Linked DNA regions of Homo sapiens: all the other regions are linked to region 4. The links are chromatin loops, found by intact Hi-C in ENCODE. Cell type or tissue: PC-9. All regions are shown on one strand. Region 1 overlaps RAD51B (RAD51 paralog B). Region 2 overlaps RAD51B (RAD51 paralog B). Region 3 overlaps RAD51B (RAD51 paralog B). Region 4 has its middle 24 kb from the start of ZFP36L1. Region 5 overlaps RAD51B (RAD51 paralog B). Region 6 overlaps RAD51B (RAD51 paralog B). Region 7 overlaps RAD51B (RAD51 paralog B).

Evidence for each region. Peaks named below come from ENCODE experiments on the same cell type or tissue, not always from the same donor. Only the 100,000 strongest peaks of a DNase experiment are listed, where the experiment ranks them.
Region 1: it touches region 4 in a loop (4-fold over the local background); 3 of 110 quality-filtered maps call a loop at or near these places.
Region 2: a loop joins it to region 4, with 14 times the contacts of the local background. A loop is called at or near these places in 102 of 110 quality-filtered maps.
Region 3: it touches region 4 in a loop (9-fold over the local background); 28 of 110 quality-filtered maps call a loop at or near these places.
Region 5: a loop joins it to region 4, with 13 times the contacts of the local background. A loop is called at or near these places in 101 of 110 quality-filtered maps.
Region 6: it touches region 4 in a loop (9-fold over the local background); 54 of 110 quality-filtered maps call a loop at or near these places.
Region 7: it touches region 4 in a loop (17-fold over the local background); 13 of 110 quality-filtered maps call a loop at or near these places.

Annotation. Positions count from the first base shown.
Region 1 is chr14:68,464,310-68,468,309 of GRCh38, reverse strand. It overlaps RAD51B (RAD51 paralog B), which reads right to left. Exons shown (of 11, transcript NM_133510.4): 10 at 60-138. Among named protein-coding and RNA genes, the nearest start is that of RAD51B-AS1, 220 kb to the left of the region's middle. In PC-9, no CTCF peak of the experiment used is centred here; DNase peaks (open chromatin) are centred at 1,509 and 3,369; H3K4me3 peaks cover 543 bases; H3K27ac peaks cover 4,000 bases.
Region 2 is chr14:67,942,127-67,946,126 of GRCh38, reverse strand. All of the region lies in intron 7 of RAD51B (RAD51 paralog B), which reads right to left. Among named protein-coding and RNA genes, the nearest start is that of RAD51B, 120 kb to the right of the region's middle. In PC-9, CTCF peaks have their summits at 1,885 and 2,084 (motif pointing left); a DNase peak (open chromatin) is centred at 1,946; H3K27ac peaks cover 1,869 bases.
Region 3 is chr14:67,882,128-67,886,127 of GRCh38, reverse strand. RAD51B (RAD51 paralog B) reads right to left here. Exons shown (of 11, transcript NM_133510.4): 6 at 140-259. Among named protein-coding and RNA genes, the nearest start is that of RAD51B, 64 kb to the right of the region's middle. In PC-9, a CTCF peak has its summit at 2,183 (motif pointing left); a DNase peak (open chromatin) is centred at 2,217.
Region 4 is chr14:68,814,965-68,818,964 of GRCh38, reverse strand. No RefSeq gene overlaps it. Among named protein-coding and RNA genes, the nearest start is that of ZFP36L1, 24 kb to the right of the region's middle. RefSeq lists enhancers at 1,858-1,907, 2,008-2,057, 1,932-2,671, 2,688-2,917, 2,998-3,217 and 1 more and a silencer at 2,158-2,547. In PC-9, CTCF peaks have their summits at 1,875 and 2,082 (motif pointing right); a DNase peak (open chromatin) is centred at 2,174; H3K4me3 peaks cover 925 bases; H3K27ac peaks cover 1,156 bases.
Region 5 is chr14:68,246,700-68,250,699 of GRCh38, reverse strand. All of the region lies in intron 7 of RAD51B (RAD51 paralog B), which reads right to left. Among named protein-coding and RNA genes, the nearest start is that of RAD51B, 430 kb to the right of the region's middle. In PC-9, CTCF peaks have their summits at 1,880 and 2,083 (motif pointing left); DNase peaks (open chromatin) are centred at 679 and 2,079; H3K27ac peaks cover 2,983 bases.
Region 6 is chr14:67,834,797-67,838,796 of GRCh38, reverse strand. It overlaps RAD51B (RAD51 paralog B), which reads right to left. Exons shown (of 11, transcript NM_133510.4): 4 at 3,601-3,717. Among named protein-coding and RNA genes, the nearest start is that of RAD51B, 17 kb to the right of the region's middle. In PC-9, a CTCF peak has its summit at 1,580 (motif pointing left); a DNase peak (open chromatin) is centred at 1,556.
Region 7 is chr14:68,138,078-68,142,077 of GRCh38, reverse strand. All of the region lies in intron 7 of RAD51B (RAD51 paralog B), which reads right to left. The region is part of intron 2 of LOC105370546 (a long non-coding RNA gene); the gene reads left to right. Among named protein-coding and RNA genes, the nearest start is that of RAD51B, 320 kb to the right of the region's middle. RefSeq lists an enhancer at 3,444-4,000. In PC-9, no CTCF peak of the experiment used is centred here; DNase peaks (open chromatin) are centred at 237 and 1,697; H3K27ac peaks cover 3,467 bases.

The sequences.
Region 1 (4,000 bases), 350 kb after region 4:
CTAGCAATGGGCAGCACTGAGCATAAGCTTAAAGAAATGGCTTAATCCAAGGATCTTACCTTGAAGAACCAGGCCTTCCTCCTTGATGGTGTAGACAAATGAGGTGAAGGGAGCCAGAGGGGACTTGGCAATAAGAATCTGCACATAAAGCACATTTTTCTAGGGTTAGTCAAAGGATCAGGGATGGGCCTCTATTCACTCCCCTTCCCACTTTGAGACAAAGTGGTAACATAGGACTGTAAGTCACAAGGCTTATTTAAAAAAAAAAAAACCATTTTATAACCCAATGTTTAAATGAGTGTTATCCTTTCAAAGTGGTCACCTTAAAAGGCTGTATGCTTATTCCAACTATTCTGTCATCAAATGCCATATTCTTGAATCAATTCTTCTAGAAATAAGTCTCATTATTTTATAACACATGCTTAAATAGCTACCTTTCTGCCCAAAAATAAACCTAGCTTGATTCTCTAATTTTATTTATAAACTTAGCTGTTTTACTAAAAAAATTCAAAGCTACCTTTAAAAGATTTACTATCACTGCAAATATTCAAAATAACTTGCGAAAGGCAAAGCAATTGAAGGTTTCTTTGTTGGCCCTGGTCCTTCACCAAACCCTCTACTACGTGACTACATTTTCTATTACTTAAGGTGTAGAGCATTTCCCATGGCCCTTGATTGTGGGTTTGGGCATATGACTTGCCAGGTGGCATGACATAGGTTGTGCCAGTTCCCAGCCGAGGCCTCAAAAAGCCTCAAGTATTTCTAGTTGTTCTCTTAACGTTTGTGCCATTGTCAGAGAAAAATATGTCCATGCTAGTCTGCTATCTCAGAAGAAGGGCAATAGATACCTGAAACAGAGTTGGCCAGGAAGGCTCAGGCTAAAGAGTTGACCCCTAGAGACCCACAGATACACAAGTTAAATATCACTGTGTGCCTCTGAGATTTTGGTAGTGGAGTCATGAAGCATTAGTGCGTGCAGCAAGAGTTAACTGATATACCAGCCAAAATATCAAAAAATGTTTTCAGCAATGGCATTTTCCTAAGACAACACTTATTTTAAAGGAGATGGTTATTTGATCATTTAAAAAAATCAGTATCATTAAGCCATTATCACATCTCATATGGTTCTACAGAACCTCTAATAATTAGTAGATTATTTTATTATAGTATTTCTACTGAAGAAGATTAATTATCAGTTTCCTGTTTTACACATTAAAACATTATCAGAAACAAAGACAGTTTGAACACTGAACCGTGTAGGTAATCAGGGAGGCAAGAGAGAAGGAAGAAACAATTTCAAATGATCAAAAGGCTTATATATAATATCTTGGCCTATCTTAATTCAACAAATATTTGCTGTCAACTATGAGAAGTGGTGGGAAAATGTGATGAAAAGATCACAGGTTTTAGTCATAGGCTTGGAATCTAGCTCTTCCACTGATTGGCTAGGAGCCTATGGCAGAGCCTACAATTTTCCTCTAGCAGCCATTCCCCTTCTTCCCTTTAGTAAATAACTCCCCAAGTTTCCACATTTCTCTGCTTCTTTTGCAAGTAGGTGTGGCTATGTGACCAAGCTTTGACTAGCAGAATGTGAGTACAAATGATAGGTAGAAATTCTGGATTATGTTTTCATAAGAAAACTGCGTGCCCTCCACTTTCTCTTTCGCTCTTCCCAAGGCAGGAACCAGATCCAAGCAAATGGGTGTGGACAACACTCTGGGGATGACAAGGCAGCATGAGAGAGGGAAGCTGGGTGGCTTCAGAGAGCATCAGTGTCTCCCACTCGGGGTCACCAGTCCTCTCAGGGCAGAGCCACTTGGCTCAACCACTGTATTTTGACATCTTTGATGCTACAGTGCAGCCTGAATTCTAACCAAAACTGTGACTCTGGACAACCTAAACTTGTTAAGTCTCAGTTTCCCCACCTGTAAAATGGTGATAAAAACACCTTCCTAAGTGGCATTATTATGAGGATTAAATTAAGTATACAAAATACCTGTCACTGTGTCAAACACAAAATAAGTTCACAATAAATAATAGGAACATTTCCAACTAACCCATCACATATGGTTCCCTTAACCCTCACTCACCAAATAACAATATACTTGGCTCCTACCAGAAGAAAGTCTCCAGTTGAGTTGCAGTAATTTTTACAAATGTTCTAAAGTTATTTAGATACACTAATTCATCATTCTCAGAACCAATGAGAAGAAAGTATAGGTGGGAATTTACACTTTCATGTCAAAAATATCTCATTTGAAAATTAAGGTAGATTGCTTTCTGCCTGAGACAGTTCGGAGATGGTTCAATGTGAATTTATTTATTTATTTATTTATTTATTTATTTATTTATTTATTTTTTTTTTTTTTGAGACAGAGTCTAGCTCTGTCACCCAGGCTGGAGTGCAGTGGCGCAATCTCGGCTCACTGCAAGCTCCACCTCCTGGGTTCACACCATTCTCCTGCCTCAGCCTCCTGAGTAGCTGGGACTACAGGCACCCACCACCACACCCAGCTAATTTTTTATATTTTTAGTGGAGACGGGGTTTTACTGTGTTAGCCAGGATGGTCTCAATCTCCTGACCTCGTGATCCGCCTGCCCTGGCCTCCCAAAGTGCTGGGATTACAGGTGTGAGCCACCACGCCTGGCCCGGTTCAATGTGAATTTTAAGGATATCCCTTAGAAGGGGAATGGCATGGTAGAAGAAAAAACAGTGGTTCTCGATTTTAATGTGGGTTTGCATCACCTATGGGTCCTGTTGACCTACATATTCTGATTCTTTAGGTTTTGAGTGGAGCCTGAGAGAGTCTGCATTTCTAACAGGCTCCCAAGAGACGATGATGCTGTGGTTCATAGACTACATTTTGAGTAGCCAGGTTCTAGGCAATTAGCCTGATTGAAGAGTCTAAGATGGAGAAGCAAGAGATGGGAGATGTGGGGCCAGTTAGGAAGCAACTCCAATAATTCAGTGATGAGATGATAAGGGCCTAAACTATAGCTGTGCCAGAAAGAGTGGTAAAAAAGGAAATGGATAAGATAAACGTAAATCCTTTAGATCAAATAGCAGTAAAAATAAACTAAACATATAAAAAAATCTCAGATCTTTGTTGTCTGTATGTAGCAACTAGACATGAAACCAAAAGGGTGTAAATAGCAATAAATAAAGTATCATGCTATATTTTTAAAAATATTACCCTTTTTATTTTATGCACTGCAGAAACTGAGACCCAGAAAAAAAGAATGTAATATTTCAATGAGACACAAGAATGGCATCTGAGCCTAAGCCTTCCAACTCTGTGGTGCTAACTCCACCTTCTAATAGCCAGTCTATGAGCAAGCCCTGAACCCCAGCCAAAAGGATCTCACACCTGGAGGGACCTCTCTGCCGGAAATCAAAGAGTTCGGACAGGTCACTGATTAATGCACTGTCCTTCTGGAGCAGGATTTATAATGAGTCATCAAAAGGATGATCTGTGTGCAGTCAGAAAAAAGGAAGTGATAAGTTATGTCAGATGAATTCCATTTCCTTTCTTTGGAAAAGAACTTCCAGAGTGATAGATCAGAGGGCTAGCACCAATAAAAAATATCTGATTTCAGCAAAAAATGTGACAAACTCTCTTGATAGCCTTCTGGATAAAGTGAAGATAAGTTGAGCTGGGTGCTAATACCATTAAGTGGACTTGTGAGTGACCAAAAGGTCAGTAGTAACCTGGTGAGGGGCAGCAACCTCTAGTAGAATGTACAGAATTCTAGCTTGGTCTTACTGACTTGAATAAGATTGCTGATGTATTCAATTACACCCATACAACAAATATGAAATCTAGCAGGGAACAGAACTGACAAAAACTGCTCCTCTAATAGAGCTTACATTCTAAAGAAAGATAAGAAGTACAAAATAAATAAAATATGTTATGTTCAATGAGTATATGTGCAATGGATGAAAAGAGCAGATAAAGAATACAGGAAGTGTACTGGATTGGAGGTGGGGGCATCAATTTTG
Region 2 (4,000 bases), 870 kb after region 4:
GAGTTCCAAAACTCTATTTTGGGATTTTCAAATCCCAAATTCACTCCACATCTCAAGATTACAGTTCTTAAAAGGAACCCAAACAGCCCTTCCTCTAAGATGCCTATTTGAGAAGACAGTTATCTTTCCACAATCCTGAACTGGAGTGACTTTTGAACACCCCTTTTGATAAAGTCTAGTTACAACCACTTTTAACCTTTTAAGGGTTATGAAACTCACTGAGAAATTTGTGCAGACTATGGACTTTCTTCCCAGAATAATTCTAAGTACATACACATAAAATTTTATATAATTTTAGACATTCCATACACTTACTGAAACCCAATCATGGACCTCAATTTAAAACTCTTGGTCTGGGCTGGGCATGGTAGCTCATGCCTGTAATCCCAGCACTTTGGGAGGCTGAGGCGGGTGGATCAACTGAGGTCAGGAGTTCGAAACCAGCCTGGCCAACATGACGAAACCCCATCTCTACTAAAAATACAAAAATTAGCTGGGCGTGGTGGCGTGTGCCTGTAATCCCAGCTACTCGGGAGGCTGAGGCACGAGAATCGCTTGAACCCGGGAGGAGAGATTGCGCCACTGCACTCCAGTCTGGGCGACAAAGCAACACTTCGTCACAAAAAACAAACAAACAAAAAACAACTCTTGGTCTGTTTTCTCACCAATCACATACCCATAAATATCATGAGAACTTGGTATTGTGTGAAAATAATAAAGTGAAGCTTTCTGAAGAAAAATCAATTCAAAGATTTTTGACAATTAATGTCCCAAGATGAAAGGGGTACTTGGCAATTTGGGGTATCACTAAGCTGGCTGTACTCTAAAAGATCTCACCAAATGGCACTAGAGAAGCCAATTAGAAGTTAACATGGTCTTAGGCTGTACACAAACCACATTAATCTCTCAGACTTCCACTGCTAACTAACACCTTCTTGCTTTAGATATTTTAATACCATTTAATCAGTGGAAAATTTTGACATTATAGTATAGCCAGATTTTCCTTACTCTTCCTGATTCTTATCTAGAAGACAGTTTAGTTACTCATTGTAGCCAAAGGAGGTCTTGCCTTTCCCTTGGCTACAGGGAGTACAACTAAAACAAATATTTTAATACAGTAATATATTCAAGGTAGGTATGATTCTTACTTTCTTTTTGGTGAAAGGGCTCTCTGGCTTATCCAACAATCACAATGATTCAAATTCATCTTCATGACCCACTCTCAATCCAGCAGATTTCAAAAAATGTCTGTGGGGTATCTAATAACTGTAAGGTCCATAAGGGCAGGGTCCAGGTCAGCTTTGGACACTATAGTATTTCCAGTGGTTAGCTTGCCTGGCACACAGTAAGTGCTCAAAAAATACAACTTTAATATGCTGGCGAAACTCTTGCAGCAACTACTAGTTCAACCACTAGGTATGTGAGCTTGGCAAGTTACTAAGTATCTCTGATATAGTTTATTTACCTAGAAAAGTGAATAATAAAATTCATACAATTAGTACTAAGATTAAATAAGATCAAGTACATAAACACACTACGGTAGTATCAAAAACACTATGTTACTCTTTAATGTAAACCTGTATTTTTAAGGCCTATTAAAATATAGCTGAATTTTAAAATATGACATTATAGTCATATTGATATGGTTCAAATTAACTTTACAACCACGTTTTTATGAAACAACAAAGGGCCAAAAAAGCTAGGAGCAAAAATATTAAAATACAGAGACAAAGACAGCTAAAACAAACAAACAAAACCCTCATAAATAAGGCAATGTTTTGAAAGAAAATAACTTCCTTATATATTTGTGGCTTAAAACAACTAATACTTTCCAAGTGACAAAGCTGGCACAAACATAGCAACAGGGAGATTTAGTTTTCCTAAAATTATTCTCCAGCTCTGTCAAAAAAAAAAAAAAAAAAAAATCTTTACTTCTTAGAGGCACGTACTCTAAGATGAAATTGTCTTGGTGGTACAAAAGAGCCCATTAAAATGTGCTTTAGTTTTCTTCCCACTCCATGCCCCCACTCCCCCTGGCTGTACTGTTTTCTTTAAAAACTAAGTCCTACAGCGCCATCTACTGTGTCTGTTCAGATCACATCATTTTTGCTGGTTTTATCCCAGAGTGCTGAAGAAATGAGAAATGTAGCAAATTCAGAATCCGTCACTTTATACAATATACTTAGATGTAAATACCTACACTATCTATATCTATACCTATATCTATATCTATATCTCCACCCACATGCTAGTATCTGAGCAACAATTTTACCCGCTTTCTTTCCACTTTCTTCTTAAGTAGGCCCTAACTCATTATAACCCACGTGTCACAATAGGAACCAAAATGTTTACCTCTATACATTAGAGGGGAGAAGTACAGTCATAATAATAACAAACTTTTATTGAGGGCTTACCATATGTCAAATAGTGTTCTGAGTACTTAATCAATATGCCACCATGCAAATAAAAGCAAGCATCTTGAGGAAAAGAGCTATGATTCACTGTTCTTTTAAAATAAATGAATGTCAACTCCAGAGCCAACCGTTAAAAATAACTTAATTAAATAAATGGATGGATGGATGGAGGGATGGGTGGAATAATAGATAGATGGATGGATATAGATGGCCAGCCCACAGCTCCTGTGATAGTGCCTATCGTATTTTTTATCCCACAGGGTCTTTTTCTTTACAAAAATGTAGGCTTTAGTCAGAAAAATTCAACACATTAGGGAAATCTCCAGTTAATTCAAAACCTCCTTCTTCCTCCCTAAGTGTATATTTAGGGAGCATAAAGAAAACATTTTAAAAAGGTCACTTATAAACATGGTTTGTCTCCAATATAATAAAATGTGTATTAGTACAAGCCCTGTAACTTACATATCTAAATAAGTGATGTTTGTGAAATCTATCAACCAAGAACTTAATCTAACACTATTAGTACACAAACATTTTTGCAATTTCTCATTGGTAATGTCCTTTAGAATCACTTTTGAAAGCAATAAAAGAAAATAAGTTTTACTACTTTATATTTCATTTAATATATTTAATATATTTAAATCTATTACTTAGTTTGACCACCCATCTTATTTATCACACTTGGCTTTAAGTGACAGTTGACTGTTTCAAAATTCAAAACAGCCTGCAAAATAAAGACCTGCCACCACAGAAAACTGACAAAAGAACGTACCAAGAAAGGAGCATGCATAAAATGGGTATATAATCTTCTATGACCATTTCGAGAGAAACAACACCTATTTAGATATACTACTGCTGACATTTAAAAAGAAATTCAGACATCATATTTTTAAGTCACTGAACTTTATAATTGCAACTATTCCCATAATAGTTTTCATTTGCTATATGTATAAATGTTCTTTGTCTTAAGTCTTCCTTTCATGAAACTATAGACTCCGTAATCTTCCTTTTGGAAGATTTGGCAGGCTTTGTAACTTCAACGTATTGACGTTACTCCTGCTACTTCACGTAAACCTTCACTTTAAGTTCAGTGTGTCTGCCACCATATTTCTCAATTCTTCTACTATTCCAAATACTCTGAAGAAGCTTCCCAGAAATCCTTGTTTGGATCAGCAAAAACAATTTGGTGTCATCAGCAGATTTCACCATTTCCTTCTGGAGTCATTAAAACACTAAACAAGCATGATCTTGGTATCAATCCTTAGGGTTCCTATCATTAACCTCTCTCTAGCTGAAGTCAAGCTATTCTCTGCTACATTGTGATTTCCATAATAGGACTAGGATATGTTTATTTGTTAGAAGTTTAAACATTGATGGATTTTTTTAATGAAAGTTGCAAAATGCATTACGAAAGTAAAGAGGAAAAAATCTCAAAAGGAAAGTTCAGAGAAATCAGCAAAGAGAAGCAGCTCCTAGTTAGTTGTCTCATCCAAGCACACTGCCTCATATTTAACTGATTCTTAAACCTCTACAGGATTTTAACCTTTCCCCTCCAATTACTTATTTCTGTTATAATTATATGAGAG
Region 3 (4,000 bases), 930 kb after region 4:
TAACAAAGAAGAACACTGAAAAAGTTACTCCACATAATTCTAACCTATAAAGACTTTTTTCACTTAGAAGCTGAAACATAAAAGATAAAACATAAACCTTCAACGCATTACTAAAAAATCAAAATCTAAAGCAGCATACCTTTGTAGAACTTCATCACAGGTGAGTTCCCGATAAAGATGAACTTTACTACTTGTCAAAAGTAACTTTTCTTCAGTGTTAAAATATCTGGGAAAACGGGATTCTGCTATTTCAACCAGTCTGTGGGTGAAAAAAATAGCACAAACGAAAACAGTCAATTCTACTTAAAGCCACATTGCTGAATCTCTAATTAATTTTACTTGAGAAACTCCTAAGCCTTATCAATAGAGCAGGTATAAGCAAAATGGCTTAATATACAGATTTAGAATTAAGCTCTCTTTTGTAAGCACTAACAGAGGTTAGCAGTCAGAGCATGCAACCAGCAAGGGCTGTTGGATCTCATCTAATCTTGAGCAAACAACAATGTCTCTTGAGATTTATCTTTCTGGGATTAAATATGTTTTTTGTAAGTGATATTTAGAGTAGCAGCTATAAGATATGTTTACTAAATAAGAATGCTTTCATTTTCTTGAATGAAATAAGTATATTTGAACAAATATGGTATATTGTATTATAATAGATATCAGTAAGTCTTCATGTCTCATTCCAGAAAAATACACTTTCTCAATTGAAACAATTCATGCAAATTAATGCTATGCAATAATTCCTTTAAATTATGGCCCAAATAAATTAATGTTCCAATACTTTCTTAGTAAACAAAACATGATTTTCTAAACACTGAATTCTGGCCTCAAAGCCAGTTTAATACATGCAGTAGGCCAAACACAAGAGAGTGACAAGTTAAAATGCCATCATTCATATTATAAGATATGGAAAGCATTACTAGAAATTTCTCATATTTATGGTTAAAAATGTTAAAAATATAAGTCTTTGAGTTTAACCATCTCATTTCATTTTAAATGTTTTGAGTTTAACCATCACATTTCATTTTAAATGAAATGACATTTTATCAGCCCTAGTACTTAGCCATCCCAGGGGAACTGGGAGGAGAGGCTGTAAACTCAAAAAGCATCCTATATTTTGTTTTCCATTTAGAGACTCAAAAGTACAAAAGAACAGTGTTTTCATTTCTAAATAGTTAGAGTTCTGAGAAGAAGCTGGGAACTTTAAAAACATAACCAAAACAAGTCCTTACATTTGCTATGATCAGAAATAAAAGAGAAAAGCCCAAAACAGGAAAAGAGAAGAGAGAACTTCAACAACTGTTTTTAAGTGTATTTTTGAACAATTTGAAAAGAAAAATATACATAGCTAAGTTGAACAGGAAGAGGAAAAAATACTTCATGAATAAGGAATAGTACCAAAAGAGGTGTGAAGAGTGAGAATAAAATGGATCAAATAACCATCCAGGAAAAGAGCTTAAGAGAGGCACAGGGATTGAAATGGAAGAAGGAAATGAGGTAAGGGAGGAAATCAAGAAATGAGATGGCATTGGCACAGGCAGAGCAGCCAAATCCTGAGGGTTTGGGGGAAAAGTGTAAATTTTTGATTAGGGAAACTATTTGCTGAGTTTAGTGCTGGTCAGAGAAGTCAGCTAAAAATCTCTGGCACTTAGAACCTACCAGTTTTTAACAGGATAGGTCTGGCAACATCTTCTAGAAACATGGAAATTTTTCAAAATTTGAATGCCCAGTTGATTAGGAACCAGATTGAGAGTACCTAGCTCATTAGCAACAAGAACTGAACAGCTGACAATTTTCTGGATTTCCACTAGTGGCTTCAGTAATGAAAGGCTCTGGAACTTACTGCTGCTTTGCCATTGCTGAAGGCCTCACAAAAGGAATGGTGGTCAATGGATAGACATGAACAACCTTTGTTCACAGTTACCATGCTAAATAACTGTATTAAATGGATCATTTACACACCAATATGCTGTAATTTTGTTTCTCTAAATGTTTTTTATTTTATAATAAACATCTAAAAATATATAAATCAAAAACCAAATATAAATGCAATATTCGACATGCCTCACATTCATCCTAGTAACTTCTTGTGACAATCTTCATTGCAAAGATCTTTTTTGTTTAGGGCAAAAAACAGAAAATAACCTATCATTTGCTCCCAGACATTAATTACATAAAGTTTGAAAATAATGCCATCTAGTGGATATCTGTTTATAAAAAGCATTCTTTTCAAAATGAGCACTAAGATCCATTCATTCAACAAATATTTATTGAGGACCTACTATATGCCAGGCACTGTTCTGGGTGCTGAGAATATGGCAATGAACAACCACCACTACCAAAAGAAAAAGAAAAGCCCTTACCTCATAGGGTTTAAATTCTACTGAGGAAGACAAACAAATAAATATATATTATATATGAGGTAATAAGGCTGTAGAGGAAAATGAAGCAGGATGAGAGAATAGAATGTGACAGGTGGGGCTAGCGCTATTTTATATTTTATGTCAGGTGAACTGACAAAGCCTTATTAATAAGGTGACATTTGAGCAAAAGCTTAAAAGAGATAAGAAAATGAACCATGTGGATACCCAGTGAAACAGCACACAAGAATAGAGAATTATAACAAGTGCAAAAGCTTACATGTGGAAAGATGCCTGGTGTGTCTGAGAAACAACAAAGAGACTAAAGTATCTGGAACACAGAGAGTAAGAGGGAGAATAAAAGAAAACAAAGAGCTAGCCAAGGCCAAGATCACATAAGACCTTTAGGTCTGTGGTTTTTGTTTTTTTTTTTTTTGCTAAAGTGGTATTTTTTTTTTTTAGCTTTTATTTAGCAAAATAGGAAGCCTAGAAGCAGGAACAACATGATCTGACTTCTTTTTTTAAAAGGACTGCTCTAACTGCCCAATGGAGAAGAGGCTTGGGCAAGAATGAAAGCAAGGAGATCAGCTAGCACAGATAAGAGCTGGTAGTGACCAGTTAAGAGCTGGTAGTGACCTCACCCAGGGAAGTAACAGGTCAAGTGATGAGAAGTAACTAGACTCAAGATATAGTTCAAAAGAGGAGCTGAAAGAATTTCTTGGCCGGGCACGGTGGCTCACGCCTGCAATCCCAGCACCCTGGGAGGCCAAGGCAGGCGGATCACCTGAGGTCAGGAGTTCAAGACCAGCCTGGCCAACATGGCAAAACCCCGTCTCTACTAAAAATACAAAAATTAGCCAGGTGTGGTGACGGGCGCCTGTAATCCCAGCTACTCGGGAGGCTGAAGCAAGAGAATCGCTTGAATCTGGGAGATGGAGGTTGCAGTGAGCCAAGATCACGCCACTGCACTCAGCCTAGGCAACAGAGTGAGGCTCCGTCTCAAAAAAAAAAAGAAAGAATTTCTTGACTAATTGGGTGAGTGTCTAGAAGAATGGAATCACAACTTTATTGAAGCAGAAAAGACAAGATTCACATAAAGGTTTTGGTTATTGGTGTTATTTGCATGTTTTATTTCCTTCATGGGGGAAACAAAAATGCAGTTTTGGACATATCAGGAAATCCATGTATGTAAACCTATCCAAGTTCCATGTCATTACGCAAATGAATATGAATCTGAAGTTCATGGGAAAGCTCAGAATTCAGATATCAATAGGAGTTACAGCCTATAAAAGATTTTAAAGATCATAAGACCAGATGATATTAGGGATTGAGTACAGATATAGAAGAGAAAAGGTCCTAGGACTGAGTTCTGGGATTCCCCAAAGCCTAGAAGTTAAAATGATGAGGAGGATCCAGCAAAAGGGACTGAGAGGAGGAGGTGACCAAGAAGGTAGGTGTAAAAGAAGAGAGAATAGTTCCAAGAAGCCAAGTGGGCTGGGCATGGTGGCTCATGCCTATAATCCCAACACTTTAGGAGGCCAAGGCAGGAGGATCTCTTGAGCCCAGAAGTTTAAGACCAACCAGGGCAACATACCAAAACCTTATCTGTACTAAAAATTAAAAAATTAGCTGGGCAT
Region 4 (4,000 bases):
TATGTGTGCAGAGCAGTAGGGCCGTAGGACTACATAAATATATGTGTGCAGAGCAGTAGGGGTGTCATGCGTTAACAACTGTGATGGAGCCCTACTCCTTGCTGGCATGGGACCAGTACTTCTGCACATGACCTCATGGAGTGGATGGGAAGCCTCTAGTGTGCTGCCTGGCACGGATCAAGCACTTGCTAAGTGGTAGCTATTATCAGTAATCTTCAGAACAGCCCAGTGAGGTAGGTACCATGCTATTCCCATTTCTCAGATGAGGAAACAGGCTCAGAGAAGTTAAACCACTTACTGGCTATCACAGAGTCAGGAATAGAGTTGGATTGATTTGATTGATTCTAAAGCTGCACATAGTTTTTCAGCTGCTCCCCGCTCCCTTCCCCTAACCTGGAGTCTGTTAACGACAAAGGCCTTGCTTTGCATAATGCTAGGGTCATGGGGTCATTGGGCAGGGCTGTTCTCGTCCATCTCTCCAACAGTGCACTGGTGGGCTAGGCATGGATCAGAAACCCTTGGAGATCATCTAACACAACTCATCCGCACCCCACATTTTTCAGATGTGAAAACGGGACAGAAGGGACTGAGCAAGGTAACAGGATTAATGGGATGATACCTCCTTGTCAGCACAAGGGATAAAGTGGCAGTGGTTGGTGGTCATCCTGGCCCCTGCCATCAAGCTGGCATTGATACAAAGTAAGAATCATTAGAACACTAGAATTCCTGGCTGCCATTTGTCAGCCTGGCCCACCTGCAATGAGTGACCCCAGGGATGTTTGGGTGGGGTGGGGGTGCACACAGCAGGCTGGAGCTGAGACTGGGGCGGGGAGGGTGTACTCCACCTACCTGCCCTCCAGGGTGCTTGGCGCCTCCTAGGGCAGGCTGGCCTCTTTGTGCCATGCCCCACAGAGCATTGCAGTGATCCTAGTGCAGAGCACATAGTAGGTGCTTAAAAATGCTCATTGGAGAAACAGCTGGATCCTGGACTGCAGGAGGGAGGAGATGGCACACTGAGGGCATTGATGGGTAGATGGTAACATCATGTCTGTTCATCATTACTCAGCAGACCTGGTTCCATCAGATGTGACTGCCCTTCAGGCCTTACAGAAGGTACCTACATAAATCTGCTCAGGCAAAGAGAAGTTTGTGGGCTGTGGGCACCTGGCTGGGGTTCCTCAAGGTGGAGCATTCTTCTTGGCACTGACGGGGGTAGCTAAGATCTGAGCATGCAGGCAGGCCCTCTTCTCCCCTGGATGCTGCCCTTCTGAGGAGGCAGCTCTGTGGGTACCAGAGGCATGGGCCTAGGAGGCTGTGACCCCCTGCCTGGCCCCCTACCAGTCTCTGCTTCTACAGACAGGGTCTGCATCTTACCTGCTCCTCCTGCCAGTTCCAGTCCCCTCCCCATTCCCCTCAGGACCTCATCCCTCCTCCTGGCCTCAGCTTAAGGGTTTCCTCAGAGAGGTCTTCCTCAAGAACCTTCCCATCCCAAATCTAAATGAGTGCCCCATTTATATATGTTCTCTGAGCACCTGATTCTTTTCCTTCATAGGAATTTGAAAGTCTTTTCAAATGGAATCTTATATTTCTTTCTAGGTGATTTGTTGAAACAAGTCTGTCTCCTCCGTTAGACTAAGCTCCGCGAGGGGTGAGAAAGTTGTTCCGTCCACTCGTCCTCCGGGGCTAGCAGGACATATTCTGTATTAAATGAGTAGATGACAGAAACCCCGTGAGAGAAAGAGTGAGCCGAGCCAGTGGTTCTCTAAGTGTGGCTCCAGGACCAGCGGACCAGCAGCTCAGCATCGCCTGAGGATTTGTTAGAAATGCAAATTCTCTGACTTGGTTGGGGGACCCAGCAATCCGGGTTTGAAAGAACTGTCCAAGGGGGGATTCCTGTGCACACTGAAGTTTGAGAACCACCGAAGGCGGCAAATCCCCTGCTGTTGGGTGAGTGTGCACTGTGGCAGCTTTGGTGACCTGTAAGAGGAACCATGGATGAGCAAACCCCACCTTCAAATGTAGCAAAGGGCAGAGAGAGGGTGGACACGTCACCCAGACCCCCAAAAGGGGCCCAGACGTGTTGTTCGGCGAGCTGGCCACTGGAGGGCAGTGTGGCCACGTCCATCGTGCTGCCTCCGAGGGCTTCCGGGGGAGAGCGGCCGCGGGAGGACGGGAACGAAGCCGTAGCGAGAACCTCGCCCCACGCCGCAGCCTCCTGCAGCAGCGTCGGCTCGCCGGCCCCTTGCGTTCCGAGCCGCCCAGGGAGCTCAGCCGCCGCAGCCCCGGCCCCTGTGTCTCCCCTCGCGGGCCGGGCCTGGTGTGCACGTCTGGATGGCCTCGGGCCTGGAAGGTTTGCGAGGCCCCGGGAGCCGCAGACCGCGCCGGGGAGGAGATCCCGGCAGGCCGGCCGGGGCAGAGCGCCAAGGAGGGCGGCGGAACCTTGGCTGTTTCCCGGGAGGCCAAGGGCAGCCTTCCCGCGTGATCCGCGCGCTGCCGAGCGCGTCGGCCATCTTGGCGGCCTCGCCCGGGCCCCGCGCCCGGCCCGGCTTGGTTCTCGCTCGCGGCTGAGCAGACGCCGGGGTGGCGACGGGAGAGCCCGACCGCGAAGCTCGGCCGCAGGAGTGCGTGGGCGTCGCAGAAGCCCAGGAGAGCCCTGGACCTTGGTAGCTTCCCGGGGGTGCTGGGAAACGCCACCCCAGTAGCCGCCAGGAAGGCAGGCCTGAGCCTCCGAGCCTCAAGTGAATTGGATGGTGCCAGTCGCCCTTCTTCTTTTTGCCCCATATTCAAAGAGCGGGAAGTCAGAGGGCGTTAAAGTAGGTCACAGCGGTCAGCAGGTTTTTGTGGGGCAGGCAAGTGGCAGGGTCCAAGGCCAGGCGTAGTATCTGGTTGCCTAAGATGCTTGGGCAACTCCTTCACCGGGCACACCAATCTCCGAGCCAGAGGTCAGGGACTGGCCCCGCGGAGCTGGCTGCAGGCGGCCGATGCATTCCAGTCCCTGACCACCATGGGGACTTGAGGTGCCATTCTGAGGAGCCCCAGGCCCCACCACGCCTGTTGCCTCTGTCTAGAGTAGTTCACACATGGATGCTGTCTCTCTGGTACTTGGGTGTTTCTCAGGTTCCAGAACATCCGTTCATCTTACCAGTCCTTCAAGGTTCAGCTTAAAGATCAGCTCCACCAGGAAGCCTTCCTGGATTTCCCCTCTTAGTTTCCAACAGAATCCGTCTCTTCCGTTCTCTGCCCACCTTGAGTAGCAGTAGCTTCAGCTGTAGACTCTCCTGTTTTTCCCTTACAGTCTTTGTTGCTGCATCCTCTTTCACTGAATTGTTGATGTGAGACCCTAGACTCTCTTGTTTTTTCGTTACAGTCTTTGTTGCTGCATCCTCTCTCACTGAATTGTTGAATTGTGAGACCCTGTGAGGGTCGGCACCCTGTGATACTGGCCAGGAAAGGGTTGTTGCAAGGGGATCATGGGATTGTTGAATGGGTTTTGATCTGGATTTTGATGTTGGAAATCAAGTTCCCAAATGTTTTCAACCTTGGGTAAAGGAACATGTAATGGTGTTTTTTAAGGCTGTCATGGAATCCTTTTGTGTGTTTAATTGCTTTGTTATTTTAGTAGAAATGTCAGGGTGTCAGAGGAACAAAAGCCATGGGTCTGAGCCCAAGCAAGAAGACAAACCACTGAGCCCGTGCTGGGTGCTTCCTCTGCGTGGCCTCAGGGTCAGGGCCTGTCAGATGGAATGGCAGGCTGCGGGTCCAGCCCCAAGGTCCAACCAAGGAAGCTCCTGGGGCCTTGGCCGAGCTTGAGGCTGTGATTTCAGACTCCTCGCTGGTCTAGGTCGGTATTTCAGAGGAGGCAAAAGAGAAAGTGCCTTCACAGCCTTGGAGAAGACTGGGAGCTAAAGGAGACATCCTTGCTTTTTCCTTTTAAAATAATAAGCCAAATGTTCTCCCATGAAGGACTCCAGAAAACCCCGTTCATGCCTCACCCACAGAT
Region 5 (4,000 bases), 570 kb after region 4:
ATTAATGCCGGTTGTCCTGGGGCTGTGAGCAGGCCAGGGCAACACCCATAGGCCTGTTCCCAGGGGATTTAGGGGAAGATTTTACCTATTTTGGATATGCTTCTTTTTCTCCTTAAAACAATAATAGCACTACCATTGTGTTGTTCATTTTGGAAACACAAATCCAAAGAATTCTATAATATTTGAAAACATCTACTTAAAGGAATTGATGAAATTGTGATTGTTTCCCTTAAAAGTAAACTGTATAGCTTGATATCTCAGGCATTATAGTAAGAAAATTAAGCTTCTTGACTCAGAAACAAATATAGAAACAAGCCATGACTCATTTTTACCATCATTCTATTCCAGAAACTTAAAAGCATAGCCTGCATAGTGAAGATCCACATAAAAATGCAGGCACATTTGCTGCAGTGCTAAGAGCAGAAGATATCAATTAATTAGAGAAGTGTAAAAATAAAGACAGGACGAATGAGGGGGACTGGTAGGGAGACAGGAAGAAGGAGTGACAAACAACAGCAAAAATATCTTAAATAAATAATTCAGAATGGATGCTAAATACAAAAGTGGGAGCCAAGCCAGACTAAAGTTCAGATGCATCTAGGGTTACTTTGTGCAACACATTTATTCACTAAAGCGCCAAAGCAGCTATTAGAGGAAACAATAAAGAGGCCCTCTCCCCTGGAAATTTGAGTCCTGCTTTGGAATTTTTATGACATTTCTTCCTTAACAAACAAGAAGGTCTCACCACCTTCCCCTGGCTTCAAAGCCTCACTATGGCGGTGGCCTGAGATTAATATCCTTGGTCTGATTTATATATGTTGTTTGAGGTATTTTCAAAAGTCATGTAGTTTATGAAAGAATTGCAGCTCTAGCAGGCAAACAAATAAACAAGACCCCCATATCTCTAACCTACAGGATTGCCCTGATTACCATGACTCACTTGGTCATTTCAACAATGCCCTTTCATGTCACCAGGGCTGTGTGTGCAAAATTAGGACACTACCTGGACCTCCAGCTAAACACTAAAAAATACTCTAGGATTCCCAGTCGGAAAGTGGTGAGGGTGTGATGTAAGTATGTGTGTAAAACTATAGTCCAGTTGGTTTTTGTTTTATATAACAAGTGGGTTCCTGAAAAGTCAAGATTTAAGTACTTTTTTTTGTAGATTAAAACATTTACAATTCACATCAGAAGCTCACTATTTAATGAAATCCGATTGTGGTTCCAGTTACAAAGAACGCTTTTGTAATTAAAATACAACCTTTTTGTTTGATCGATTTTATACATTCAGACTTGGTTTTACAGGAGTTTCTTAATGTAGGGTATACTTAGAGTATTATTACTAGTTGGTAAGTATTGTTTTGTTTTAATGCTATTCTTTTCTTTTTCAGCAAAAATCCAAAGAAGTATTTCCGCAGCCCAAGTTCATACTCTTCACAACATGAAAGACAGAACTTGCTCTGCTTTATTTAGCTTAGTGTGTCCTGTGGCATGTGAGGCATCCAGGGTAGCAGACACCAGCAAATTGCTAGGAAGAAACTGAGAGGCAATGACCCACCGACTGCACGGCAGTATTTCCAAACCGGTGACAGAGCTGAACCAGGATCAGACTGCTCTTTAAAAACACCTGTTCTGTAAACCTGAGTTAGTGAGGGCAGCATCTTCCAACTGACTCAGCCCAGCCACTGCTGCCCCTCTGCCAGAGGGCCTGGTGCCATTCGGGCAAGGACTCAGGTGCCTTACCCCCAGACCCTTCATGACCCACTGCCACACAAAGGCGAGGGTGCCAGCACCAATGGGCACATCCATCCCAATCTGCCATTTCAAAGCAGCTGCCTGCAGGCTGTGTCCGCCCTCTGCTAGCAGAGTGCAATGGGGCAGAGAAATTAAAATCCAGGGGAGCTGGGGAAAAAAGAAAGATGGAAATCTTAAAGACAGTATCTTGGAAGCATACGTTTTAGAATCACTGCAGCCAGTTCCCTGTCAAGAAAATATTGGCCTTGTTGGTTGGTCCAATCTCATGTAGCCACAGATGGTTTTATGCCTCACTATTCAGATACCCACTCCCCAGAGTAGTGAGAAACAAAGGATGTGGTGCTTTGTGGTGTAGTTATTCTGCCACCTAGTGTTACATGTAAAAACAAACAAATAAATTAAAAAAAAAAGGCTATGTTAGAAGAGTAAAAGTAGAATCATGAACTTCACTAAACTGCATTTTTTTTTTCTTTCCAAACATGAAGATCCTTCACATACAGTGGCAGCCTGGGGAGGCATTGCCAACAATTACAACAGCCCTTCTCATTTGAATTGAATGGAAGGCCAAAGAGCATGAGGTCTGAAGTTTAGGATGTGAAGGAGAAAAGAACATAACCTCAAAAACCCAATTTTAATGATATTTAAAAGGCCTATTCCCTCCAGGTAAGGTAAATACCATGAATACAATAATACAAACTGGAACTGGACAAGGAAAGTACAGTTTCTGTCCTGAAGAAGAGAGGAAAGAGTAAACAGAAAAAATGTGGATTGCTTTTTAAAGTATTATTACTTCTGCAACTAACGCATTATGAAGTAATAAAATGAGCTATGGGCTTGGGGTGAAGGTCTGAGTGTGAGTCCCAATTCAGTAGCTTCCTCGCTGTGCTGGTGAGTTGTGCAATATCTCTGAGCTTCGATTTGGTGTTCTGGAAAACAGCTGTACACTTACACACACATTCTTCCTCCTTTTACAACACTGTCCTGAGGATCAATTAGAAATGTACATGAAGGCATTTTGTAACTATAAAGCGCTTTGCAGCACCCTGAAGACCATTTCCCTCACTATATTGTTCTCTTTTTGCAGTTATGTCTGCCATTTATATGTATATGGCTTTCTGTATTTAACTTGTCCTGGAGTGCTAGTGATCATTCTTAAATAAGTGCTTTCAGGATTAAAAGAAGTATTAAATAGGAAAATGTGCAAGTATGTCATGCAACATATAAAAAATCCCCCAAATAGACTAATAAAGAATTAGCATTACAGTTTAAAATTAGATTATTCCAAGTGTTTCTCCTTAAAATTATGTTCCGTTGAGAATGATAAGCCATCTTGGTTAGTTGTTTCTACTAAAATTAGTATATTCATGAAAGTTCTTAAAATTACAGGGAATCTGAACTGAACTTTCCTTCTTGTGGGCAGAGCCTTCCATTGTGATAAACCAGGCATCAGGAAATAGTTTTTCATTTCCGTTCCTGCACTAACTAGCTATGTAACTTTAAGCAATTTCAGTTTCCAAATGGGCAAAAAGTAAGAGGTAAACAAAATAACCATGCCTTCCAGTTCTATGATGACAAGTTGTTGTTCTGCTTTTGATAGCAAAATTTAAAGACAATTCAAAATCCGTGATAGACTAGCTATAATGTAATTTTCAGAAATGTCCTACAAGTTACATACATTTTTTTTTTCAAGCTGAAGTTTTATTTAAAATGTAAAAGAAATGTTCCCCCAAAATGCTGGTGAATAAAGCAAAAGGATACCATACAGTGCTCTCTTCCTACGAGTTAGCCAGCCTATCCAAGCACAGGGCAATATACAGTACTTAATGCTGGTAGAATTTCACAGTAGTTTAGTGTTAAAGATTATCTGTGCCTAGATTATGAAGAGATTCTCAGTGTGTGATGTTTAGTTCAGGGTTTACTTCTTACTGGGCATGAACAAGAGCCCCTGCTCTTCAGTCACAGGATAGAAAAGACAGCATTAAGTGAGATGGCCACTGTAGCATGGGTGTGTTTGTGTCCTTTATCAGAACTTAGAGCTGCTCAGAAACCACTGCGGGCTAAAACAAACAGGCTACAAGAAAGTGCGTACCCAGCCACCTACCTGGCCTTTCAAAATTGCAAAGAAAGACTTTACTTCCACTTAGCTCTGAAAACACCCTTTGCTCTTTTTAGTAATATTTTTAACAATGCCAAGAAAAGAACTCTATTTATCCAGATTTCCTCTCTCCTTAGAAATGTCAACATT
Region 6 (4,000 bases), 980 kb after region 4:
ATCTAGAAATAATTTTAAACTTACAGGAAAATGGTATTAATAAAAACAGAAGGCCAGGCGCAGTAGCTCACACCTGTAATCCCAACACGTTGGGAGGCCAGGGCAGAAAGGATCACTTGAGGTCAGGAGTTCAAGACCAGTCTGGGCAACATAGCAAGCCCTCATCTCTACAAAACATTTTAAAAAATTAGCCAGGCATGGTGGTGCACACCTGTAGTCCTAGCTACTTGGGAGGCTGAGGAAGGAGGATCATTTCAGCCCAGGAGTTTGAAGCTGCAGTGAGCTATGGTTGTGCCACTGCACTCCAGCCTAGGTGACACAGCTAGACCATGTATCTTTTTTTTTAATTTAAAATAAAAATAAATTAAAAATAAATAAAAACAATACAGAATATATATATGCATTCTTTTCCCACATCCACCCACCGTTAACATTTTGCCCAATTTACTTTATCGTTTTGCTAGCTCTCTCTTACCTCCACATGTGTGTATGTGCATGCGCATGTATGATACACAGTATGAAATCAGTATGTCAATCTACGCTCCCATTTTTATTGCAGCACTATTCACAGTACCCAAGAGATGGAATCAACCTAAGTGTCCATCAGCAGACAAATGGATAAATATGTGGTACATACATGCAATGGAGTACTATTTCAGCCATAAAAAAGAATGAGATTCTGTCATCTCTAACAACATGGATGGAACTCAAGGTCATTATGTTGAGTAAAATGTCAGACACAGAAAGACAAACCTTGCATGTTCTCACTCACATGTAGAAGCTAAAAAAATTGATCTCATAGAAGTGGAGAGTAGAATAGTGGTTATTAGAGGCTGAGATGGTTAGAGGGAGACAGCCAAAGGTTGGTTAGCAGTTACAAAATTATAGCAAGACAGGAGGAATAAGTCTTAGTTTTCTATAGCACCTTAGGTAAACTATAATTTACAACAATTTATTATATATTTTCAAATAGCTAGAAGAGGGGCTTTTGGATGTTCCGAACACACACAAAAAATGATAAATGCTTGAAGTGATGGATATGCCAATTACCTGATTTGATCATTATACATTGCACACACATATCAGAATATCACACTGTACCCCATAAATATATACAATTATTGTATCAATTAAAAATTGTAATAAAAGCAAAAAAAACTCTGTTTGAGGATAATTTGATATACTCCCTGTACTCAGTTGAAAAACAAAAAACAAAAAAGATTGAAGAAGCTACCTGTAGCTAGAACAGAAAGGAGAGAATTTGCCCCTACTAAGGAGTCAAAGTATTTATATTCCTATTCCAAGTCAGCCAATTAGATAACAACAAAACACCTAAAAGGCTTGTAACTTCTGTTTGGATTTTAAAAAATAATTAATAAAAGCTAAGTGAAAAAGTATTAAAAATTATTCTAAAACTTAAAAAGTAAAAAGAATTTCCCAGTTAATCTTCCTTAAGTTCAATGTTTTTGCTATTTAAATAAGTAAGTTTATGACTGTGGATCACACTGTAATAAACCTTGTTTAAGCAAGTGGAACTTCAGCCCAAAAAGTTTATGTAAAATCATGTGATTCTGGCACCACCTGGTGGCAGTATATTCCAAAAGAAGAGGATGTGTGTGTGTGTGCGTGTGTGTGTGTGTATGTGTGTGTGTGCATTTTTATTAATAACTAATTCACGCATTTATTTACCAACTATTTAATAGGCATCTGCTAGGTGTTGCTCATATAAATCTTTAAATCTCTCTTGGAAGACAGGAAATAAAATATAGTATCTAAAACAGGGTCCCTATCTCCAAGGAAAAAAAATCCACAGTTAAATTATGACTATCAGAATGTAAGAAAATAATCTGTTCTTGTTTAGAAGTTTCCTGAAAGTATTTATGCCCCTAGAACTTTCAAGCAAGAAGTCCTCAGGAGTGTATTGATAAACATTGTCTATGAAGTCACCACATTGTAAGCAGTTTTCAAGGAAAATAACTGCAGTGGTTTTAAAATGTCCTCAAATTCCTGACACTTCTTCCTCCAAAAGGTTGGCCAGGTGTAGTGGCTCACACCTGTAATCCCAGCACTTTGGGAGGCCCAGGTGGGTGGATCACCTGAGGCCAGGAGTTTGAGACCAGCCTGGACAACATGGTGAAACCCCATCTCTAGTAAAAATACAAAAAATTAGCCAGGCATGGTGATACATGCCTGCAATCCCAGCTACTCACTTGAACCTGGGAGGCAGAGGTTGCAGTAAGCCAAGATTGTGCCACTGCACTTCAGCCTGGGCAACAGAGCAAGACTCTGTCTCAAAAAAAAAAAAAAAAGAGGCTAATTTCCCTTTCCTTAAATGTAGGCTTGACTTAATGACTCACTTCTAATGACGAAAAGTGGCAGAAGTAGTGGTGTGTAACTTCCAAAGCTAGGTTGCCAAAGATATCACCACTTCCATCTTGCCTTCTTCAAGACCACTCACCTGGGGGAAGTCAGCCATCATGTCATAAGACTCAAGAAGCCTGTGGAGAGCCTACCTGGTGAGGCACTGTGGCCTCCTGCCAACCACCAGCACCCATTTGCCAGTCATGTAAGTGGGCCCCTCAGAAACAGATCCTACAGCCCCTACCAAGCTTCAGATGACTGCATCCCTCACCAACAATGCTGAGCTAAGCCACTCACAAAGAAACTAAGAAATAACCAAAGTTTATTGTTTTAAGCCACTTAGTTTTGGGATAATTTGTTATCCAACAGTATTAACTAATCCAATAACCTATCACTTCCTAAAAGAAATTTTATCTATAACAGAAAGTAAAAACAGCTCACTTTAGTTTAATACTATAATTTTTCCATATGTTAATAAAATTTCAAATTGTCCTTCCTAATTTATAAGGAGTGATCCTTTTTTAATTCCCCCAATTGTTTCATAATATTATTTCATAATATTTACCACTTTCTTTTTTTTGAGACAGGGTCTTGCTCTGTCACCCAGGCTGGAATGCAGTGGTGTGACCATGGCTCACTCTAGCCTTGACCTCCCTGGCTCAAGGTCAGCCTCCTGAGTAGCTAGGACCATAAGCATGCACCACCACATATGGCTAAATGGTTTCTGGGTTTTTTTTATTTTTTTTTTGGTAAAGACAGGGTCTTGCCTTGTTGCTCAAAGTGCTGGGATTACAGGCATGATATAATCATATATATAAAATATATAATGTTATTTATGTGCATACATATTACATATATGACATATGTGTATATATTACATATATGTGACGTGTGTACATATAAATGTATGTATGCATGTATGTATATATAACATATATGTATGCATTATATATATAACACATATATAAACACACCCAGCAATATTTATCACTTTCTAAGTTAACTCAATGAAACAGCAACCTAAGTAGATTTTAATCAGTCAGCAAGGATTTTGTTTTTAACACCTCTGTTTGCAGAACAACCACACTAAGTACTGAGTGGAGAACCATATCCTTGAAGTACTTATAATTTAATTCAGATTACCGTTCCAGAAATAATTTATGTTTTTTAACTAAACTTTTTCCCTAGCTCTGAAGGTTATAGGTCAATGGAAGAAGGTACGAAAAATTTTTCCTTTACCTCTGTGAGGGATCCACAAGCCACACCACCATGCAGGGCTTCGTCCAAAGCAGAAAGGGTAGTAGATAAGAATGCTGGTGAGAAATCAGCAGACCTTTGTGCTTTTATCCCATAAGCCTAAACAAGAAAATGATTAAGTTTTTTTTCAACCTCTATATATATTCAAAAACATAAACCAACTTTAATTCTCTAAATTTTAGCAATTTTAACCCTAATCCATCCTTTTCCCTTCTATTATTTATTTGTTCAACAAATATTTACTCTGTGCCAGGGACTGTGCTAGATTATGGGGATATGACATAACAGAAAGAGAGAGACGTTGCCCTCACAGTCTTATGAAGTCAACCAGGGACTATGAAATTAGGACTAGAAACCAGGCAATTACAACACAATTAATAAG
Region 7 (4,000 bases), 680 kb after region 4:
ACAGATAGTCTTTAATAGCTTTACCAAGCATCATTTAATTCTGGGAATAAGGAAATTAAAGGATGCTTCTGACATAAAAGCACTCAAAATTAACTGGGGAAACCAACATATGAATGGAATGACCCTGAGTCATAAGTCTTGTGATAAAAGGTACTTTGAAAGCACATGGGAGGGGCTGCAGACCAGCCTGGGAAGGTCTAGGAAGGCCAAATGAAGAAGATGACACCTGAGATAAAGGATAAACATGAGTTAGGCAGGTTAAAAGAAAGGAGTCCTACTTTTATTATGCTTTATGTTTTCTTATCTAACATACTCATTTCATAGGAAATTTGATCTATCCCATAAAACTTTCGAAGGAAAAATGACATCATCATTGTTGTGTCGAAATAAGATTAACAAAGAGTACCAAACATACTGAATATCAAAAAACAAAGACTTAAACCAAATAATAATGTTAATGTAATACCCAAACGTCAGAAAACACAGCAACTTTTCAGCGTTGTCACACGAGATTTGTCTACTCATATTTATGTATTACAGAATACTAACTATATGCAGGACATTTTGCTAGTGCTGTAGCAGATGCAATCATGATTAAGCTGGTCTCTCTTGCCAGGGAATTTATCATTTTGCTTTAGTAGTATATTCTTTCCCATGCAGAGAAAAAGCAGCAATTCTCAAAACTTTTAGTCTTGGGTTCCCTTTAAGAATATAAAAATTATTGAAGACCTATAGAGCTTTTACTTGGGAGGATTATATTTACCATATTAGAAATTAAAATAGATGAATTTTAAAGCATTTATTTAATTCATTTAAAACTAACACTAATAAACTCATAACATCTTATCATAAATAACATTTTTATGAGAATGACTAGATTTTCTAAAACAAAAAATGTTCATGAGAAGAGTGGCACTGTTCTGCATTCCTGCAAGTTTCTTCAATGTCTGACTTAATAAATGACAGCTAGATGGTGACTCTTGGCACAGTAACAAGGGTGACCCTATGCTCAACTTGCTTCGACAGTCCCGGTTTATTGCTGTTATCTCAGAGTAATTATTAATAGAGCCCCTTTACTTTCAAAAATATCCTAGTTTTGATGATAAATTATATGGTCACCTTGACAATACCCAGTTCAGAGTTTGAACTATAGAATGCCACTTTGCCCGGTTGTTTCAAATTGATTGGAATATAACCTATAGATTGAGTGCTATCAATTAACCAGATTTGCCTAACCTCTAGACTAATAAAACACTAGTCAAAACCTGGCACATTAATTCACACCATCACCAGAAATTGAGACAACTCAGTAAGACAAGAGACTTCTTTGAAAAAGTATGAAATCTACCAGACCTAACTCTGTGAGCATGGCAGGGGGTATGAAGAGGACTGCAAAAGAAATGCTGTAAATTCTGATTAGTGAACCTTGAAAGTGACGTGAATTTGGCTTTGCATCCCAAGTGGCAGAGAAACCTCAGCAGTTATCCAGCACTTTTAGAGAGTAGGGTAAAATTATAAGAACATTTTTATGAGTTGTGGCTGGCAAGCCCTGGCCTGTTAAAACTCTTTAAAAACCAATGCCTTGGTGGAGGTAACATTTACTGTTTACTGTAGCTGTGGTTGTTAGGGGTTATTGCTAAGGTCCTGGTTTTCCATGACATCAGCAGCATTCCAAGGGAAGTGTGTGTCAGTGACTTTCAGTAATGACTCCCTTTTCCAAACGTTCAAATCTTCTGCCAAGCTGCCCTACACCTGCACACCAGCTGAGTTGCAGGAAAAGGAAAAGCAAGATGGATTAAGTGGGATTTTTGTCTGGGCTCCTTAATGAGACTAAAGGCTTTTCTTCCTTCAGTGTTTGGTCTTGTGTAATAAATTGATGCCAACTCCTTTAGGAGTGACATGACTCATCCTTAACTTTTTATAAACTGATCTGATTATCTGTCATGACCTCTCTCTGTCATATTCTGGAATCGCCTTTTGAGAGTTTTCTTCTGTAGAAAAAGTTTAGGGCTTAATGAGACGATCAGCATGGCATGCCAACCCTCTGGCAGGGTTTCTCAGGGAGGCACCTGCTGCTCCCCAAATTAGCAGGAAGCAGAAGCAGTGAGGAGACATTACTGTGTGGCTGCTTCAAGGGTCACCTGGCTTTCAACGTTTCAAACCAGATGTGTTCTCTCAAGATGGCAGCAGCAGACCTCATTCTAGAGCCTGTCCTCGCCAAAAACAGGGATCTGGTTAACCTTATCTGAGGGTGCCTAGTGCCCACTCAAAAAGCCTGTGACTACTATCAGGGCCAGTGCCAATTGTACACTTTTATGAGACCTTTTTCCAAAGGCTTAAAGTGTTTTACCAATATTAACTCATCAGGAGTCATGGCAACCCTCGAGTAGAAAACTGGCAAATATTGGTTCAGGTGGGAGAAATTGTGGGATGGGATTGAGAAGAATCAAGTACTCTGCTAAGAGTGAGGCAGTGGGAGTGCTCCCATGCCCCACACTGCCACCCCTTAGGTAATTTATCCCTTTCAGGGCTTCTTCCAGTTCTGCCTAGGCTAGATGAACCTGCTTTTTTTTTTGTCTCAATCAAAGGGTTTTGAAAAATAAGCACTGCTGTTAATAAGGCAAAGCCTGAAGCTGTCAAAGGAAAACAAGAACAATTTTATACAAAGACACAAAGAACTGTCCTCTTAAGAGTTTTGATAAAAGAATGATTTATGTATGCAGTATCTGCTTCTATGACTGACACAAAGTACAAGGTTCAATCTTTCTGTACCTCAACTTTCTCATCTATACAAGCCAAAAAAAAAAAACCATTTAGAATATCTCCAGAGATGTTTTGAAATTTTAGTAATAAATGTTTTGAATTGCACAGAGATCTTTGAAGGAGGATCTCTGAAGTGTTGAAAAGTGCCCTGTCTTATAGTATGTTATAGTTCTAGAGGAAAGTCCTTTAATTACTGGTATATATGTTAGGAAATAAGGATAAATTCATGCGGTTTCAAGTGATTTTTAAAAATAAAAGCTGCTATAATTACAAAAAAAAATCATCTTTATCTTGCAGAAACATTTTTTTAAAAGTGGTAGAGGCAGGTTCTTCCATAGTATATGGCATCCACAGATAACACACTAATAAAGATGGCTACTTTTCCCAATTTCTCTTTGACTTCATCAAAAAGGAATTAAACATGAAAAAATACTAAAAGAACCATTCTCATTCAATCATAGATTGAATGAAGATAGAAAAGCACAGCTCTTAGGTTCAACTACTGAGTTAAGCTATAAAAGTCTGTTCAGTGTAAGCTCACATTGAGTTTTGAGCCTTAATTTCCTTGACTATTTTTTAAAAAGATAATTTTACAATTATACCTTGTTAGCAAAAGATTGGGCCAATTAGGAAATAAGTCTTTCAATAGACTTCCTGGTGTGCAGAATTAACAAAGTTATCCCTGACTAAATTCCACAAATCATTTTCATAAATAAATACATAAATTAGGGAGCAGAGAGAGAGACAGATACAGAGAAAGACAGAAAAGTTTTTATCCAAAATGCTTAAAACCCAAGAAAAGAGAATTTTTTTTTAAGTTTCTTTTCTCCTTGAAGAGAAAAGATTTAATGAGTTACTAATCCCCTCAGTAAAGTTCTTTGGTAATTGCCCTATTTTAAGCCACACTCATTTTGCTAGGAGCCTTTGCTGTTAAAAGATGTTGTTTTATTATGTGAAACTACACACAAAAGCAATGTAACAAAACGGTAAAATGTACTTCTGATTTTGTTATGCTACCAACCTATACTTACCCAGAAATTTTAACTGCCAAATGTCTTTTATTTAATGCAGACTTCATCTTTCACCACCCACCCATTACCACATGAAGTAACAACATCATTAGGAGTGGAAAACTCTGGGAATAACAACCTGAGCCCTGGAAAAAAAAAATACTAAATGGGAATCTGCCTGCAGCTCTGCAGATTTTCAAGCTTGTCCTGGCTTCTTGGGTCTGTAA